Regions from separate parts of the Homo sapiens genome. Here regions 1 and 2 are each linked to region 3. The links are chromatin contacts, found by Hi-C or POLR2A ChIA-PET in ENCODE. All regions are on one chromosome and are shown on one strand. Each heading gives the region's core, a stretch centred on a gene start or an enhancer-like site at or near the end of the contact. The rest is flanking DNA. Distances are from core to core; before and after follow the strand shown.

Region 1 (2,963 bases), core at 340-2,839, 300 kb before region 3:
AATACTGAAGCACTCCACTGTTGCTGTAAAAACTGCTGGAAACAGAATCTGTCAACTGGCCAAATTTTATCCTTAATTATTATCCAAACAGCCGTCCTCTTCACATCTATCCGGATGATGCTAATCTACTACCCTGTCCACTAGGTTAGCAAGTTGTAGGAACAACTCTTCACCATTTCTCCCACCCTAAGAGGTACTGGGGAGTAGAATGCCTGTGGGGGGCATTGGGTGGCAACGGTTATCTTTCTCTGCAAAATTCTTACAAGTGTTTGTGGAGCGTCACACAAGATTTAGCTACTCTAACTGCACGCAGTGCGAAAACCTTTTAAAGCTATGAAGGGGAGTAACGCTCTTGCAAGCTAGAGGCACGCACTGCTGCGTTTGTCAAAAAAGGCATTTATTTCTGTTCCATCTGAAGTCTTTCATCTTCCCATTCTCGACTGGAACCCTCCCACGGCTTAGGCTGCCAGCTTTCTTCCCTTCCAGCAAACACTGCTCGAGAAGTTGGCAGTCCTGCCGGCTTTCTAGACTGCCATTTACCAAGCCCCTACCCCAGCCCCCAGCCCCGCCACCACCCACCACCTTCCCTCAACTCCCCACTGGAAGGCTGGCAAGATCTCCTCCCGGCCCGGCTGGAAACACCCACGCAGCTCCCCCCTCCGGAACACCCAGATGGATCCTCGGCGCAGGAACCACACAGAAGGGGGAACCGCTGCTCCCTGATCTTAGATACCGTTGCTAGGTGGCGCTTTCCCCCCGCGGAGCTGGGTAATTAAAAAAAAAAAAAAAAAAACTTCGGACGCCGGGGGTCTGGTCTTCTCCACAGGAGCGCAAAATGCATCTGCGTCCTTTCTGGAAGCTTCTACGCCCCAAGCCGCCAGCAGTATTCCCGGGACCTGTCAGGCGCCCTTAGGAAAGCAGGATCGGGGGGAAGGAACCCCCTGCTCCCGGCTGCGTATCGGCCCCCGCGCCCATCCTCACCTTCTTGATATGAGCCGCAATGTCCTTCTCTATGTTGTATTTCTCCAGCGCCTGAGTAGCGCACTCCACCGAGTCCTGTTGCATCTCTTCCGACATGTCCGCATTTTTGATCACGGCCTTTCGGTCGCACATGGTTACCTAGTGGGCAAGGCCTGGGGTAAGGGGTTGAGTTGGGCCGCGCCCCCCAGGCACTAACTGCCCCCACCCCGGCCGGCGCCACCACGGGACGACGCCCCCCACCCCACTTCTCAGGAAGCGCGGGCTACGCGGAGGGCTAAGTCCGGAGTGGGGCGAAATAAGGCAGCGAGGACACCCCCTGGCCCCCCGAGTTTCTCACCGTGGAGAAGGGGGCTGGCCGACTGCAACGGTCTCCTGGGGGAGGTGCTAGCACAGCTCAGGCCCGGCTAGAGATACCGTCGCTACCGAAACCGTGGCGCATCTAAGCAGCCCCACGCCAGCCGCCGCCGCCTAGTGCTCAGGCCCCGCCCTGCTCCCGCCGGCCCCGCCCCTCGCCGCGCGACCCTATTGGCTTGACGCAGCCCACGGCATTCTTCCATTGGTCCATTGACTCCATGGTTCCCTCAGGATCTTTCTCCTGCATTTTGTTGCAGACCACAATGCACCGCTCACGGCGTCGGTTGCCCGGGCAATGGGCCGCACGCTACGAGGCCCACACACCCAGAAGGTGGAGCCCCGGCCGGGTTACGAGGACCACCCAGCTGTCTGGAGAGGTAGGAAGGGAGCTTCTGCCGGGGCCAAGGGAAGTGATTCCAAATTCACGGAGGTTGTCCCAGGGTGTGTTCTCGAACAACAGTCTCTAGAAGTTGGTGGCCATTCCTGCCCCCACCCCCCCGCCCCCCCACCACGACAGGTCGCATGATCTCGCACCCCAGGTTAGCAGGATTACGACAGAGGTGGCCTCTCCCTTTACTGAAAGGGTATCTCTGAAGCAGGGCCGGCTTCGTGGGTAAACCAGCAGTGCAGTCTCACAGGAGGGACCCTTACGTTTTCATTTTGCACTGGGCCCCATTTGTAGTCGGTTCTGCTCTGAAATATTTAGGGGAGGGCATCCTCAGGATTGAGGGAGGGCTTCAAGGAGGGAGGGTGTTTCCTTACGAATTAAGGGATTATCCCCAAGAGTGGGGTCTCTGCCAAGCAATGCGGACATCCTTTAAGGGGTTGGGGATGGGGATCCGGGTGGATTTGGGAGTGTTGAGCCCCGGGGTTTTTGTCCAGGGTGAAGCTTCTTGCTCAGGTGAGGCAGTCTTTCCTGTGTGGGAGAGATTCTTGGTTGGGATTTATCTCTGAGGAGGAGGTATTCTAATGGACGAAAAAGCGGCCGTTAGAGAGATGACGTCCCCTCTGGCTTAGGGAGGAGACACGAAGTGGTTAAAAAAGCAAGATCTTGGGGGAGTTGAGGGACAAGTCAGATCTGGATTTAAATCCCAGCACTGTCATTTACTAGCTATTTGAATGTCTTCTTTAAGTAAAGGAGGACTAAATGTAAAAGGAAACCAGTTCATACGCTTGTTAGCAGTATTAAACATTTGAAGTTCTCTCAGCACAATGTGAGGCACATAGTAAATGATCAATGAATCTTATCAATAATTGTCAGTTTATACAACTATCCCAAAGGCCACAGCAAGGTTTTGAACAACCAGCTCTGAAATGCCTATAATGTATTTTTCGAACCTCCATAAATAAGTTATCAGGTTAATCATGTATCTGGAAGCTTCCTATTTACATTTCTACATTTTCCTCTGACCATCTACTCTCATTACTCCTTAAAACAATTTGTGGCTGGGCATGATGGCTCACACCTGTAATCCCAGCACTTTGAGAAGCCGAGTCAAGGGGATCGCTTGAGCTCAGTAGTTGGAGACCAGCCTGGGCAATATGGCCAAACCCCATCTCAAAAAATAAAAATAAAACAATTTGAGCAGAGGCACACAACTCCAGAAAGAAAAAGATGGGAATAGGCC
Region 2 (3,067 bases), core at 547-3,046, 320 kb after region 3:
GTGTGTGTGTGTGTGTGTGAGAGAGAGAACACATCTCCAGTTCTGTCTACTGTAGAATTAGGAGAGTACAAAAAGGACTTTACATATATAAATAGAACATACACACACACACATGCGTGCACACATATACACACAATTTAATCATTATGAAACCACATCCATATTGTTGCTACCTAGGTTAAGAAATAGATCACAGCAGCACCCCAACACCCTGAAAGGCCTCCATCCCAACCCCAGGTAACTACTATTCTGGCTGTTGCTTTCTTTATGGTTTTGTCATTACTTTAAACAATGACAAAAACTGCAATGATTTGCATCAACCTAATACATCCCTCCTTAAACAATGTTGCTTTGTTTTGTCCTGTTTTGGAACTTATAAGAATGGAATCATAATGGAATCATATGTTATTTTCTTGCTTCCTTCATTAGGCCTTGTTTTGAGACTCATTATGTCATTGTGGTTAGTTGCAGTTTATTCTTTTTCATTGCTTGTGAAAACACTGCAATATACAATTTTGTCTTTTCTACTGCTGATGGACATTTATATCACTTCCAGTTTTTTGCGAACACTATTTTGTATTCTTATACACATCTCTTGGTGTACATAAGTAGGAGTTTCTCGCCGGCGTGGTGGCTCAGGGCCTGTAATCTCAGCACTTTGGGAGGCCGAGGTGGGCAGATCACTCGAGGTCAGGAGTTCAAGACCAGCCTGGACAACACGGTGAAACCCCATCTCTACTAAAAATACAAACAATTGGGCATGGTGGCATGCACCTGTAATCCCAGTTACTTGGGAGGATGAGACAAGAGAATAGCTTGAACCTGGGAGGTGGAGGTTGCAGTGAGGCGAGATCGTGCCATTGCACTCCAGCCTGGGAGACAGAGCAAGACTCCATCTCAAAATAAATAAATAAATAGGAGTTTTTCTTAGGTAGAGAAACTACACCTAGCAATAGTCATAGAATGCACAAATCTTCAATGTTAGCAAATAATGCCAAACTTTTTTTTCAAATTTCAAAGAGATTGTATCCATTTACACGCCTACGGGTACTGTATAAGTGTGTGTACTTCCACATCTTCGCAAACACTGTCACATCCTTTTGTTGTTGTTGTTCTCGAATTTGAGTGTTATTCTTTCTCACTGTGACTTTATTTTTCATATTTTCTGATTATGAACGAGGTTGACAACTTTCACACATTTGTTGGTCATCTGGATTTCCTTTTTGGTGAAGTGCCTGTTTAAGTATCTCGTCTATAATTTATTTTAAAGTGTCCTTTCAGACAGTCTCAATGACTGTCACCAACTCCTTGCAGGGCAGTCAGCCCGGAGATAGAGTAATCAAGGTAGGTTGAAGTCAAGCTCAAAACATTCGCTGCCTCAGCTGTAGCAGAGGACCACTGGGCTTCCCCAGGTAACAAGTACTTCTACCTTAGCCACATGAGAGAGAAAGAAGACCAGGCAGAGCAGCCTGGCTGCCTTCCTCCTTGCAGGTGGCCGAGAGCAGGGGACAGCGCCCTGGCGACCTCCTCAGGGATCCTAGATTAACAGTCGCGTCCTCAAACGCAGCATCCTGCGTAACCGCCAATTTCAAACTTCCAAGACCTGCCCTGCTGATTTTGCCCTTCCCTTTTTCCCGTTGGTCGCGAGTCAAAGGAAGATGCAATTTGATTGGCTCTCCCCTTCACTTTCCTCCATGCCTTTAGGGACATGGGCGGGGCCTGGCTGAGACGCCCATGTCTATCATAGGAGCGGAGACGCTGATTGGTCCAAACACGGCTGAGACCCGCCCGCGCCGTTCCTCGGGTTCAAACGCGGCGGCGGGAGGCGCGGGGCGGAACAGATCGCAGACCTGGGGGTTCGCAGAGCGTGAGTCTGATCCCCCAGACCCAATTCTACCGCACCCGGCTCTGCAAGGCCAGGGGAGGGCCGCCTCCACCCATACAAGTCCCGGGTTTCCCTCCCGCCCCGGGGAGGGCGGCGATTCCACCCCCAGGGCTGCGGGAGGCCTGGAGGGTCTTCCGGGGCTAGCTGTGCGCGCGCCCACCTTCCTTGGGAGCCGAGGGGTCAGCCGAGTGGTGCTGGGGCAGGAGGCTTGCTCCTCCCCTAAACCAGGCGGAGTGCTTTGTCTCTTCAGCTCTGCCTCCTGTCAGCACTAACTGCATTATTCTGCCCAGTGTAGTCGGCCGGTTCCTTATTATCTGCGTGAACTTAGCCATTTACTTAACCTCTCTGTTTCAGCGTATTCATACCCCGTGCCCACCCCATCACCTCATGATGCCCCCGCCTCTTTCGCTCTGCTCCAGTCCGTCTGGCCTCGCTGTTGCTGGAGAGGCCAGGTCCTGCCTCAGTGCTTTTGGCTTGGCTGTTTCGTTTGCCACGGATGTCTTTCTTTCCCCAGATATCAACATGGCTTGCTGGTCATTCGCTTCAGGTCTTCAAGTCTTGGGTCAAATGGTGGCTTCTCAGTGAAGTCTTATTTGACCACACTAAAAATTGCACCATCTCACCCCCATTGTCCTTTTCTTGCTCGATTTTGTTTTTACCCCATAGCACTTAACACCTTACAACAAGCTATATATTTTGCTTATTTCAGTCATTCATTTAATAACTATTCGCACCTATTTGTGTGCCAGGCTATGTGTGCCCCCACTGCATGGGGGCAAACATCTCTGCCCTTGTGGAGCTTCCATTCTAAGGGGGGAGATAATAAACACATTTATAAGTAAGAGAGTATGTCAGATAAGTGTATCATCTCCTGTCACAGTGAGTTAAAATCTGGTGTTTAATCTCCATGATTAGACTGAGCTTCCTAAAACTGGAGTGGTAGCTGATTTTCACCTCCTTGTCCCTGATATCTTGAGGGAGATCAGGATCTCTCAGGCCCTTCCTGCTCAAAACATAGGACACACTTGACTTTTCTGATATCCTTTCAGCGCCAGTGGGGAGATGTTGAAGTTCAAATATGGAGCGCGGAATCCTTTGGATGCTGGTGCTGCTGAACCCATTGCCAGCCGGGCCTCCAGGCTGAATCTGTTCTTCCAGGTAACAGCCTACCCTGCCAACTTT
Region 3 (3,058 bases), core at 31-2,530:
CCTCAGCCTCCCAAGTAGCTGCAATTACCGGAGGCTGCCACCACACCGGGCTAATTTTTTTGTTGTTGAGACAGTCTCGTCCTGTCACCCAGACTGGAGTGCAATGGTATGGTCTCAGCTCACTGCAACCTCTGCCTCTCGGGTTCAAGCGGTTCTCCCACCTCAGCCTCCCCAGTAGCTGGGACTACAGGCATGTGCCACCACTCGGCTAATTTTTGTACTTTTAGTAGAGACGGGGTTTCACTATGTTGGCCAGGCTGGTCTGGAACTCCTGACCTTGTGATCTGCCCGCCCTGTCCTCCCGAAGCGCTGGAATTATACAAGGGTGAGCCACCGCACCCGGCCTTTTTTTTTTTTTTTTTTTTTTTTGGTATTTTTAGTAGAGACAAGGTTTTGTCATGTTGACCAGGCTGGTCTGGAAATCCTAACATCAGGTTGATCTACCCACCTCAGCCTCCCAAAGTGCTGGGATTACAGGCGTGAGCCACCATGCCTGGCCCCAGTATTTAAAGAGAAAGCAGCATCTGCTGAGAATAGGTGTTTTTGTTGTGATTCCTGTATTTCACTTAGAGATCTGTCTGCTGGAACATGATATATTCATTCTAACTAGGTCTGTGTCAAAGGTTTGAAAGCCACTGCTAACAGGGCTGACAACTAAGCTGTGGAGACCCTGTTCCCTAAATTGCAGCCACGTCTGCACGTAGCCTCTTGCCCTGTGGCCTTCAAAACTCCCAGCCTGGGGCGTCCAGCATTTCCCCAGGGCAGGGGCCTCGTTCAGTTCTGAACCTTCCCTGACCTCCGTATCCAGCCACGTTTGCTAACCCTGTACAAGTCATCCGCCAACTGAACTACAAACTGAGGACAAAAGACTAGTTCACCGACTCTTTTACCTAGTTTTTAGTTCCTGCTATCTAGGAAGCAACACTTGTTTTTCTAAAGAACTTAGTCATCACTCAGGAAAGGCCCACGTAGGGCTGGCCCTGCGGGCTGGAAGTGGGTCAGGGGCTGCAAGGCGGGCCCATAGCGTTACACCGCGGGCTCACCACGTTACAAGCGCTAGTCTCCCACGAGGCGCCCGGGGCTGAAGAGCGGGCCCTGGGGAGGAGGCCTTGTGGCTCGGGCGCGGGCCAACTTTAAGCCCGTGATCCGGCTGCCCGGGCTGCAGCGGCCGCCGTCCTGCCCGGGGGCACCAAGCCCGGGGCCCTGCCCCCGCTGGCTCCCGGCCTCGCCCTGCCGCGTGGGCCACGCTGTGACCCGGAAGCGTTCCGGAAGCGGTTCCGGAGTCAGCCCCGGCAGGATGGCGGCGGACACGCAGGTGAGGCGGGCGGCTGCGGGGCCAACGCGGCCAGGGACTGGGTGCGGACGGTGGCCGTCGGGCGGGGCCCCTCTCGCTCCTCGGCTTAGGGGCGTTGGAGGTGGTGGCTGTGGAGGTCGTAGTCTCGGGGCCGTCTCAGGCTGGACTCTCAGGGCTGCGGGCTTGGCCCGGCCCGGGCGGCGCAGGCAGACCGCGGGCTCGAGGAGTCCGGGGCTCCCGCCTCGACTTCAGCAGCTGGAGCTCGGCGGGGCCTTTGCCCGACCCCAGAGTTGCAGAAGTTCACTTTACCGAGCCTCTACTTCTTTTCTCCAAAGCCCTCCGGCTGTGAGCCCCGGGCCAACGCCAAGTCTTCCTTAAACTTTGTATTCAGCAAATATTCTTTGAGCACCTACTATGAGCAGGGACTTTGAGTGTAGTCTTTGGATTCATACAGATCTGGGCTTGAGTTCCTGCTCGTCGATTTCTGTGACATGCCAAACAAGTGACTTAACCCCGCCAAGTCTGCCTTTTCATCTATAAAATGAAGTTAAAACAATACTTATCTTAAAAGGTTGTTGTGAAGGTTCAGTGAGATAAAATACGGCTTGATATATGTTGGTTGTTATCAGATCCAGGGTTAGTGAAAAGAACTGTCCTGTCCAGGAAGAGTGTTACCTATGGGTACCTTGTAGTTCAGGAAGGACCTGGGAAAACCTTTTCCTCCACCCAGTTGTTATGTTTTAAGGTGAAAAGACATTGTCATGAGGCAGGGGAAGAACAGGTGTCTAAGGACAGCTGGGCTGATTTGGTGTCTCCAGGGTGATGGGATTGATTTTTATGTGTAGGCCCAGAAAATGACCACTTAAGCATTCAAAAAGACATTTACTGAGACTCCTATGCAGGTGGCTGATGTTCAAGTTATGTTGTACTGAATACTAGAAAGAAAAGCTTAGTATGAGAGGGTTAGGGGAATACATGCTGAATGTTTAACATTGATACTCACTTGAGGGAAAAATCTCTAGAGCTGCAATGTCCAGTATGGCAGCCACATGGCTTAAGTTTGTTAAAATTAAATTAAATAAAAAAATTCATTGTTTGGCTGGGCGTGGTGGCTCACCCTGTAATCCCAGCACTTTGGGAGGCCAAGGCGGGTGGATCAGTTGAGGTCAGGAGTTTGAGACTAGTCTGACCAACGTGGCAAAACCCCGTCTCTACTAAAAATGCAAAAAATTAACCGGGTATGGTGGCATGTCTGTAATTCCAGCTACTCAGGAGGCTGAGGCATGAGAATCGCTTGAACCTGGGAGGCAGAGGTTGCAGTGAGCTGAGATCGCACCACTGCGCTCCAGCCTGAGCAACAAGAGTGGGACTCTGTCTCAAAAAAAAAAAAAATTTAGTTCTTCACTTGTACCAGCCACATTTCAGTGCACAGTTAGCCACATGTAGCCAGTGGCTACCGTATTGGGTGGTGCAGGAGAATATTTCTGTATTTTATAATTTTTGTATTTTTAGTAGAGATGGGGTTTCTCCATGTTGGCCAGGCTGGTCTCGAATTCCTGACCTCAGGTGATCCTTCTGCCTTGGCCTCCCAAAGTGCTGGGATTACAGGCGTGAGCCACCGCACCTGGCCTGAAATTATTTTTTATTATTTTATTTTATTTTTTGAGACGGAGTTTCTCTCTTGTTGCCCAGGCTGGAGTGCAATGGCACGATCTGAACTCACTGCAACCTCTGCCTCCCAGGTTCAAGCAATTCTCCTGCCTC

What was found. A loop is a pair of places that touch in the nucleus more often than their neighbours do. ChIA-PET counts read pairs that join two places held with the same protein, here RNA polymerase II (POLR2A). Pooled maps may share reads with other maps.
Region 1: a pooled map shows a loop between it and region 3 (7-fold over the local background). The contact joins the promoter of NRAV here to the promoter of GCN1 in region 3. A Hi-C loop is called at or near these places in 1 of 37 single-sample maps with no recorded cell type and 9 of 50 pooled maps. POLR2A ChIA-PET finds 5 or more read pairs at or near these places in 20 of 52 experiments (AG04450, BJ, CD4-positive, alpha-beta T cell and 16 more).
Region 2: a loop to region 3 is called in a pooled map, with 3 times the contacts of the local background. The contact joins the promoter of CIT here to the promoter of GCN1 in region 3. A Hi-C loop is called at or near these places in 3 of 37 single-sample maps with no recorded cell type and 8 of 50 pooled maps. POLR2A ChIA-PET finds 5 or more read pairs at or near these places in 6 of 52 experiments (CD8-positive, alpha-beta memory T cell, GM12878, H1 and 3 more).

What each region holds. Positions count from the first base shown.
Region 1 is chr12:120,494,572-120,497,534 of GRCh38, reverse strand. It overlaps NRAV (negative regulator of antiviral response), which reads left to right and starts at 1,589. Exons shown (of 2, transcript NR_038854.1): 1 at 1,589-1,712. DYNLL1 (dynein light chain LC8-type 1) reads right to left here and starts at 1,422. Exons shown (of 3, transcript NM_003746.3): 1 at 1,319-1,422; 2 at 982-1,119. The coding sequence starts at 1,113. RefSeq lists silencers at 1,019-1,538, 1,829-1,878 and an enhancer at 1,098-1,764.
Region 2 is chr12:119,876,049-119,879,115 of GRCh38, reverse strand. CIT (citron rho-interacting serine/threonine kinase) reads left to right here and starts at 1,796. Exons shown (of 48, transcript NM_001206999.2): 1 at 1,796-1,867; 2 at 2,935-3,043. The coding sequence starts at 2,948. RefSeq lists a silencer at 2,037-2,116 and an enhancer at 2,347-2,406.
Region 3 is chr12:120,192,937-120,195,994 of GRCh38, reverse strand. It overlaps GCN1 (GCN1 activator of EIF2AK4), which reads left to right and starts at 1,280. Exons shown (of 58, transcript NM_006836.2): 1 at 1,280-1,315. The coding sequence starts at 1,298. RefSeq lists a silencer at 983-1,572.